Regions from separate parts of the Homo sapiens genome. Here region 2 is linked to region 1. A link is a contact called in ENCODE Hi-C or POLR2A ChIA-PET data. All regions are on one chromosome and are shown on one strand. The core of a region is the stretch at or near the end of the contact, and the rest is flanking DNA. Distances in the headings are between cores, read along the strand shown. Region 1 overlaps CDYL (chromodomain Y like). Region 2 overlaps LYRM4-AS1 (LYRM4 antisense RNA 1).

Region 1 (4,891 bases), core at 1,450-3,949:
AAAAATGAGAATATTTCTGAATAAGAGATCTGTTACCAAGGGACTGGCAGACCCTACAACACTGCCCCTTAATCTGGCTGGCTCTCTTCATCCTCTCCCTCTTCTTTGAATGGATTCCATCAAAACCCTACAACAAGCTGACATGAATCCCACATGGCACATCTGTAGGATCTATTCTCAATCCTAAATTTGGGCTGGGTGGGGTGGCTCCCACCTGTAATTCCAGCACTTTGGGAGGCTGAGGCGGGCAGATCATTTGAGGCAAGGAGTTCGAGAGCAGCCTGGCCAACATGGTAAAACCCCATCTCTACTAAAAATACAAAAATTAGCCAGGCATGGTAGCCGGCTGTAATCCTAGCTACCAGGGAGGCTGGGGCACGAGAATTGCTTGAACCTTGGAGGTGGAGGCTGCAGTATGAGCCAGGACTGCACCACTGGACTCCAGCCTGGGCAACAGAACAAGACCCTGTCTCCAAAACAACAACAATAACAAAATACTAAATTTGTCTGTAAACTCTACTTTTCTAATATTAAGTCCTCACAGTGAACTGAAGCAGAACTTCCTCTTGTTATAAGTTAAATTCCTTTGACCTCTTAGGTTGACTCTGCATATGCTCCATGAACAGTAAAATACCTGTTCAGTTTCACTTTCTAATAGGTTCAAGTCAATTACTTAAAGGTTGTTTTTCCCCTCTCATGATTTCAACTCTAAAATAATTAACTAACATAAAAATAGCTGCTTACACAAAGTTTAAGAAAACTTACTTCAACATTTTAAGAAAGTTTAAGAAAACTTACTTCAACATTTTAAGAAAATGTTTTGTTCCCAAAAGTTTGCCAAAAATAATTTTAACTCAATGTGGAAATGAAAATAATGGGAATGCTACCTATCCAGATGCACCAAAAGTTCATTGTTATTAGAAATAAAAAATACTTGGCCAGGTGCAGTGGCTTATCCTGTAATCCCAATGCTTTGAGAGGCCAAGGTGGGTGGATCACTTGAGTTCAAGCTGGAGTTCAAGACCAACCTAGGCAATGTGGTAAAATCCTGTTTCTACAAAAAAAAAAAAAAAAAAAATTAGCCAGGCATAGTGGCACACTTCTGTAGTTCCAGCCGGGAGGCTGAGGTGGAAGGATCGTTGGAGCCTGGGAGGCTGTGGCTGCAGTGAGCCATAATCGCACCACAGCACTTCCAGCCTGGGCTACAGAGCAAGATCCTGTCTTGAAAAAAAACAGAAAAACGAAAAAACAAATTGCACCAACAATTCTGTTTACAAGTCTGAGATAGAAACTTGAGGCAAATTCCACCAAAACATCAAGAAACAACTAATTAGATTCTAATAACAATCGGATAAAATAAAACCAGAACAGCATGTGCACATATACACACACATGCACAAATGGATCCGTCAATCTCACAGCAGATATTTACACATCCTAAACACATAATTTAGCAAAATGAATCCATCAGTGGCAGAAGAATAAATGATAACCCAGTAGAGTAAGTCCCTGAAATAACAGGGTAATTCAGTCCTAGAAAATCTGTCACTACCATCATTAGATACAGGAGAAAACCTAAGAATATCAGCGGATGCTGCAAAAGCACACCATCAAATTAAAACCCACTCATGATTTTAAAAAGTAACAAAGACCTCTTCGCCAGCAAATCTGGATAGAATATCTACAACTAGACATTTTTGGGAATGCTCATACTTCAATGGTGAAACACTAGAAGCACTCCAGTAGGCGAAGATGACGACGGCAGTGTTCTCTACCATGTTACTACTCAAAATGGTCCTGGAAGTTCCCAGCCTACACCAGATGAGAAAATGAAATGGATGCATAAACACAAGGAAAAGCAAGTACGAACTATAATTAATTCGAAGGTAGAAGACTGCCGACTCCAAAATCCTAGAGCTCTAACTGACCATTAAAACAGTGTCCAGCAAAGGAACAAGGTAAACATATGAAAACTTAGTGATTTTCCTATACAACGGCAATCAATTAGAAATCAGTCTTTTTGAAAATCCTATTCGTAATAGCTAGAAAAACAACCTAAGAATAAATCTAAAAGAAAACAGACAAAACTACAATACACAACACACACATACAAATGCACATATACCTATACATTCAGCTATAAAACTTTACTCAAGGACAGAAGAAGACAAGTAAATTGGGAGAAATACCATGTTCAGAGATGAGTATCAGAAGGCTCAACACTTCACATACCTAGTCTCCAACCCAAATTAATCTAGAAATTCAATACAATCTTCAGCCATGAAAAAAAAAAATCCCTACTAGAATTTTTCACAGAACTTGACAGGCTGATTTTAAATTTCCTATAGAAGACTGTGGAATTTCTTTAAAAGCCAATATAATTTTGAAGAATTACAGCAAAGGGGAGGGATAGGCAACTTGATATGAAAACATTATAATGCTATGGCCATTAAAACAATGTTATAAAGAATAAAGACTATGTAAATTGATCACTGAAACAAAGTAAGAGTCAGATTGATACAACCAGTTTGGAGGGCAATTTAGCAGGATGTTTAAGTTAAAAATGTTCACACTCTTCTATCCAGCTACTTTCTGGGCACATGTACACAAGACGTGCCCTAGAGTGAGTTCACCGCTACACCGGACATCCCAAAAAAACAAAAGCTGCAGACAACCTTAATGTCCTTCAATGGGGAAGTGACTAATCATTTAACACTGCAGAAGTAAAGTTAGGAAGCAACTAAGAAAGAATGAGACAGGTCTACACACACCACACAGAGTGATCTTTAGAGGTATCTAGGGCATCTTGTTGATGGAAAAAGTTACATCATATCGTTTGTGTACATTCTAAACACACATTGGCAGTACTTTCTATGTTCACTATAGAAAACATGTATACAAAACCATGTCCCTACAAATCACCAAAGATCTTGTTAAGATGCAGATTCCAATTCAACTGGATTGGGGCGGTGCCTCAGAGTCTGCATTTCTAACCAACTCCAGCAAGCTTGATGCTGCTGCCAGTCCATGGACCACCCTGCAGACAGCAAAGGCACAGGAGATGATGTGGAAGGTTCCAGGGGAGACCAACACTAAGAGCTGATGAATGGGGAAGAGGGTGGAAGACAACAGTCAAGTGAGATGGCCAACAGGAGTCTTTATAATGTTCCAGACCAGCCCGGGTAACAGTGAGACCCATCTCTAAACTAAATAAATTAATTTAGTATTTGTTAAAGAAGAGAGAGGCCAGGGGTGGTGGCTCATGCCTGTAATCCCAGAGCTTTGGAAAGGCAGGGCAGGAAGATCACTCGAGGCCAAGAGTTTGAGGCTGCAGTGAGCTATAATGGCACCACTGCATTATGGCCTGGATGACAGAGACCCTGTCTCAAAAAAAAAAAAAAAAAAAGAATAATGTCATTGAGTACTTGTGTAATTAAAAGCTAGTTTTTAAAAACCCATATAGACTACTTTTGAGTATCTCCTTACTAAATTCTAGGAGCCTCATGATGTTAAGTACAGAGAGGGCCAACTAGTGTTGCCAGCTCCTCTCCTCAAACAAGAATCCATAACTGACCAGAAGAGAGCAAGAGCTGAGGGAAAATAACCAATAAGCTAGCAGTGACAGCCTATTACTACTGAAGAGGTACTTTTAAAAATGCTATTTTAAGTCAGGTGCTCTGTTTTTATTTAAAATAGTTTAAGTCTAGAGAGCTTATTAAAAATAAACAACTGCTAGTTCTATCTTTAGTATTATCTATGCAACATAGTTCAGGAAGTTTTTACATGGTCTACTATGTTTTACTTTTACTTCATATTCTTGCTAATTAATGCTTCCAGAGGAAATCCTTCTTAACTACTAAAGAATTAATGAGCATGCAAAAATGTCCCCTCTATAACGCCAACTATCAAAAACTTCTGTCAGACCTGAAACTGAAGCTTCATTAGCTCCCAGTAAATGGACCTCTGTACGGCTGATCTGACACAAGATGATATGCATTGACAAGCTCTTTCTCTATTTACTGAAGGAATTGCCTGCAATAACTGAATAGACACAAATGACCACTTGCTATGGTCTGAATATTTGTGTCCCCCAAAATTTCCTATGTTGAAACCCAATCCCTAGTATGATGGTACTAAAAGGTTAGACTTTTGAGAAATAACTAGGTCTCATACATAGGAGAGTGGCACAAGGCTCTGCCCTCATGAATGGGATTGGTGCCCTGATAAGAGACCTGGCTAGTCCCTTCCACCATGTGAGGACACTGTGAGAAGGGCAGAGAGCAGCCCTCGCCAGGCACCAATCTGCTGGGTGCCTTGACCTTGGACTTCTGGGCCCCCAGGACTATGAGCATACATTTATGTTATTTCTAAGCCTCCCAGTTTATAGTATTTTGTTACAGCTCTCCAAATGGACTATGACACCAGGCAAGTCAAAACTGAGATGTGTAGATTTTATTATATACTAAAACAAAAAAGATTTTAGTGGAAATGGATTCATGAAATATATTAAAATTGGAGGCAAAGTCTCAGGTCCAACACTGAGTCATCCCATACAGTCACAACAACTGATAAAATCTGAAAGTAACTCTGACATAGTTAACTGGTACTAGACATATAATCACAGGGAGTCATTAAAGGGTACCATGAGGATCAAACAACTTTTAAAAGTAGCACCCTCTGAGAAGGCAGAACATAATCTCTTTCTTTAACTCATGCTAGTTGAGAAATCATTTCGGAACTGATGCCTGAACTGAAATCTTGTGAAGTAGGAGTTAGGAAGTACAATGCAAACAACAAAAGGCAAAGGGTAACCCATCACACACTTAGACAACTATGCATTATGTCATTATCCCGTAGGCAAGGGCGAGTCATAAAGGCAAAAATAAACACA
Region 2 (4,891 bases), core at 952-3,451, 240 kb before region 1:
ACAATAAGGTTTCAGATTCCATATTGCAACTACCTTAAAGAAATGACATCCAGTTTAGTCTTGGTGTCATATCAAAGAAGAATGTCTACAGTCTTCTGAAAAGGCCATTAAAGACACTCTTTCCTTTTCCAACTATTTATCTATCCGAGGCTGGATTTTCTTCATATCCTTCAAGCAGAAAACATATCACAACTGGTTGAATGCAGAAGTAGATATGAGGATCCAACTGTTTTTTAAAAAGCCAATCATTAAAAAGATTTGCAAAAAAGCCAGGCAGGCACGGTGGCATGTGTCTGTAGTCCCAGCTACTCAAGAGACTAAGTGGGTGGGAGGATTGCTTGTGCTCAGGAGGCTAAGATGGCACTTGTTGAATAGCCACTGCATTTCAGCCTGGGCAACATAGCAAGACCCTGTCTCTAATAATAAAAAGAAAGAGAAAGAGAGATGAAAGAAAGAGAGAGAAAGAAAGAAAAGAAAAGAAAGAGGGAAGGAAGGAAAGAAGGAAGGAGATCCAAAGACCAAAAACTTGAATAACCACTGGCCTGAGATTCTAGTAGGTCTATCTGGCAGGGTGCACGTGGTTTTTAACTGTTTCAAGGTTATGTTGGTGAGTCCCTTTGGCCCTGTCTCTCAAGCCCCACTGAAGGGAAGCCACAAACTGACCCTCTGAGTAGATTCTGGCATGGGGACCAGAGATGTCTTAGCTAAGGATCCTTTCTCCCACTTAGAAACTATCTCTGGACCTGAGTGGTTTAGGGGTGGAGGGTAGAGTGAAGGTATATTCAGTCTGGAGATACCAGTCAAGAACGTGAAACACTTTTAACTGAGCCAAGAGGATTCCAGGGTGGGGAGTATGAAGTGGGACAGATATTAGGTAGCATTTGAGCCTAATCTTGAGGAACGTGTCCTATTTGGCCAGGCAATGTAATAATCACAGGTCTGAGATATTACTAGGCACAGTGACTTCATCAGGGTGAAACCGTGTCCATTCTTCTCTTCTTTGGCCTACTCTTACTCCCATTTCTACTTTTCTTCTGTAAACCAGAACGTATTTGAGACTTATCTCAATTAATTTAGAGGTTTATTTTGCCAAGGTTAAGGACCATGGCCAGTGACACAGCCTCAGGAGGTCCTGAGAACATGTGCCCAAGGTGGCTGGGTTACAGCTTGGTTTTATACCTTCTAGGGAGACAGAAGTTACCAGGGAAATACATAAATGAATACATGTAAGGTATACATTGGGTCAACCCAGAAAGGCAGGACTTCTCGAAGCAGGGTCTTCGAGGTCATAGGTGGATTCAAAGATTTCCTGACTGGCAATTGGTTGAAAGAGTTAAGCTGGAGCTTAAGCCAAGGTTCTTGTCATGTAGATGAAGCCTCCAAATAGCAGGTTTCAGAGAGAATAAGCAGTGAATGTCTCTTGTCTGACCCTAAAAGGTGTCAGACTCTCCAGAAAAGGCCTAATAAGGGAAGAAGATTCTCTATAGAAAGCAAATTTCCCCCACAAGAGACAGGTTTTCAGGGTCATTTCAAAATATGTCAAGGGAATATATTTTGGGATAAAATACTGCCATTTCTTTCAGGGCCTGATATCCGTCATGTGATTCCATACCAGAGTCAGGTTGGAATGTGGTATGTTATTGCTACAAAGAGTCTGTTTTTTCAGTCTTAAGGTCTCTGAGTCAATGTTAATGTTGGTCAGTCACGTCTAAACTCCAAAGGGAAGACAGTAGAAGGAGGTAAGTCTGACTCCTCCTTCCCATCATGGGCTGATGTGGTTTTTCAGGTATTTTTTGGAATCCTTCTTGGCCAAGAGAGGGATCCATTCAGTTGGTTGGGGGCGCTTAGAGTTTTATTTTTGTTTTGCACTTCTCGTAACCAAGTATGACTCCCAAGACTCCCGGGGCATGCTGTAGAATAATGCTGTTACCAGGAATTTGTCAGGAAATACTCTGCATGATTGGAAGCTGAGAGTAAAGGCTTAGGATTTGGTGTTGTTTGCACAAACCTCCCATGAAAAGACCATGCACACTGGAGCAGGACAGTTGCAATTTTGGCTTCCCTCTCTCCTGACTCTGGGATCTTGAGTAAATTACTCCAAGTCCTTAAGCCTCTGTTTCCACATCTGGAAACTGAACATACTAACACCGACCTCTCAGAGTTGTTGGGACAATTAATCAGGAACATATGTGGAAGCACAGTGCCAGGGACAAGGCATTCATTTGATAAATAGTGATGTCTTTCCTTCCTTTCCCACCCCTTTTCTTCCTCCCTGCAGAGACACTCAAACTGGGATTCTGGTCATGGCCAGGTGACTGCCATGAGGACAGAGGCATCTGGCGTTAGTTCCTGGATGAAGGTAAGAGGCTAATTAAGCTAGAAAACATTGTGTACCCTGTAAATAGCCATCTTAATCATTTTCTGCTGGTGGTGAGTCAGCAAGAGCACAGGTGTTACTCTCAGAATTTGTAGAATAACCAGACTATCTTAAGTTCAATTAAAATACATTCTGGGAGCCTCTTTACCTGTTTTGGGGCAGAATGAGTTCTAGCTTTTTTTACTGTAATAGGCAGAAGGCACCCAGTGAATGTATATATGCTTGATAGGTTACTTACCTTGGGACTTCATGAAGGCAACAAAGAGAGTCTTTGAAACTGGCTGAGATTCCTCCATACAGACCTATTACTTACAATTGTCTGTACAGTTAACTTGGAAACAATACAAAAATACTAGAAATAATTTCCTAGGGATTCTGGTTTTAATGTCCAATTTCTTTTCTTTCTTTCTTTCTTTCTTTTTTTTTTTGCAAGAGACAGGATTTCATTCTGTCACCCAGGCTGGAGTGCAATGGCAGGATTATAGCTCGCTGCAGCCTCAAACTTCTGGGGCTCAAGTGATCCTCCTGCCTCAGCCTCCCAAGTAGCTGGAACTACGAGTGCAAGCCACCTCACCAGTTTTCTTTCTCTTTCCATCTCTCCCTCTTCTGCTCCCATGTTCCTCCCTCTGCTTCTCTATCCCTGTCTTCTCTCCTTGCTCCCCAGCCCCATATTCATGGCCCTGAGGTAGGGTCAGATACTTTACCCTATACCCAGCCATTTCCATTTTCTGGATCCTGTGCTCTGTGGAACTGTTAGTGGGCTGCAGTAGAGGAAAGGGTTTATCTGTCTCACTTTCTGGCAGGAACAAGAACTTCCTGATTTAGAGTAAGAGCTGAACATAAAAACCCATTCTGGTGGAAACAGATCATCATGGCATTTCCTGTTTAAAATCATCTAAAAAAATCCCCCATCCCCACTTTCTGCAGAGCTTCCAAGGGGATGACTGCTTAACCATTTCATATCCAAAACAACAAGTACTACATAGCACCAAGGGAAGTAAAAATATCTTGCCTTTCTTTCTATTATACATAATCATAATATGTTTTTTAGTTTGCATGGCTCCATAATATAAGAGACAGTAACTGGTCTTCACTAGTAATAACCAAAAGTGAGAGAAAGAAAAAGCATTATCCTTTAGAAAGAAGAATCAGTTAATGAGAGCAAGTTCAAAAATGAGTGTACATGCTCCTCCTCAAAAGTGAAGTGAGTAGGAGTGAAGCATAGAGAGTGCAGGTAGAAAAAGGGGCTCCTTAGACAGCATAAGCTGCCTCTTCTTTAATTTTTTAAAAATTATTTTTCAAGATTGTAAATATGCATAACATAAAATTAACTATTATATAACCATTTTCAGTGTACAGTTCAGTGGCATTATGTACATTCGCATTATTATGTAACTGTCACCACCATCCATCTCTAGAATATTTTTCATCTTTAAAACTACCTTCCTGAAGTTATACACTGGGCCAGACATGATGGCTTACACCTGCCTGTAATTGTAGCACTTTGGGAGGCCAAGGCAGGACAATCACTTGAGGCCAGGAGTTTGAGAACAGCCTGGGCAACATAGTGAGATGCTATCTCTACAAAACAAAAAACAAAAAAAAGGCATACACTGTAGTTTGAATTTATACCAGCTTAACTTCAAGAGCATACAAATATTCTGCTTCTATGCAGCTCTGCTCCTACCCCCTTTCAGCTATTGATATCACAAAATGACATCTTTGTGCATTGTGTCACCTGAAATATAAACTAATAAGTTTTTAAATACATTACTCTCTTGAATCATGTAGAAAATAAAAAGTGGAAGTAACAAATCAAAGTTGCAATAATACTATTTTATAATTGTTTATATATTTACTTTTGCCAGAGATCTTTATTTTTCATATAGCTTTGAGTTACTGTTTAGTGCCCTTTCATTTCAACCTAAAGAACTCCCTTCTTGCAAGGCAGGTGCTACAGTTTGGATGTTTGACTCCTCCAAACCTCTTGTTGAAATTCAATCCCTGGTGTGGTGGTGCTGGGAAGTGAGGCCTAATGGGAAGTGTTTGGGTTATGGAGGCAGACACTTCATGAATAGATTAATACCCACACAGTCACAGGGAGGGTGAGTTCTCAGTCTATTAGCTCCCATGAGAGTTGGTTGTTAAAAAGAGCCTGGTATCTCCCTGCTACCTCTCTTGCTTCCTCTCTCACCATGTGATCTCTGCACTTCCCGGCTCCCCTTCACCTTCTGCCATGAGTGGAAGCAGCCTGATGCCTTTGTTAGATGCCCAATCTTGAACTTTTCCAGACATGAGAATCCTAAGCCAAATAAACTTCTTTTTTCATTAAAAAAAATTACCTAGCAACAGGCATTCTTTATAGCAACACACAACAGACTAAGACAGCAGGTCTAGTGGTAACAAACTCCCTCAGCTTTTGTTTATCTGGGAATGTCTTAATTTCTTCCTCATTTTTAAAGGATAGTTTTGCTGGATATAACATTCTTGGTCAACACTTTTGTTTTGTTTTGT

The links. A loop is a pair of places that touch in the nucleus more often than their neighbours do. ChIA-PET counts read pairs that join two places held with the same protein, here RNA polymerase II (POLR2A).
Region 2: a map of endothelial cell of umbilical vein shows a loop between it and region 1 (11-fold over the local background). The contact joins two enhancer-like sites. A Hi-C loop is called at or near these places in 1 of 168 maps with a recorded cell type or tissue (endothelial cell of umbilical vein). POLR2A ChIA-PET finds 5 or more read pairs at or near these places in 1 of 52 experiments (naive thymus-derived CD4-positive, alpha-beta T cell).

Annotation. Positions count from the first base shown.
Region 1 is chr6:4,810,124-4,815,014 of GRCh38, reverse strand. The region is part of intron 1 of CDYL (chromodomain Y like); the gene reads right to left. Among named protein-coding and RNA genes, the nearest start is that of CDYL, 36 kb to the right of the region's middle. Within about 2 kb of position 2,699, at least 2 of the 41 ENCODE cell types and tissues checked have a DNase peak (open chromatin) inside an H3K27ac peak, as active enhancers do; they include endothelial cell of umbilical vein, where a contact is called at or near this core.
Region 2 is chr6:5,051,546-5,056,436 of GRCh38, reverse strand. All of the region lies in intron 2 of LYRM4-AS1 (LYRM4 antisense RNA 1), which reads right to left. It also overlaps a transcript of LYRM4 not described here. Among named protein-coding and RNA genes, the nearest start is that of PPP1R3G, 31 kb to the left of the region's middle. Within about 2 kb of position 2,201, at least 2 of the 41 ENCODE cell types and tissues checked have a DNase peak (open chromatin) inside an H3K27ac peak, as active enhancers do; they include endothelial cell of umbilical vein, where a contact is called at or near this core.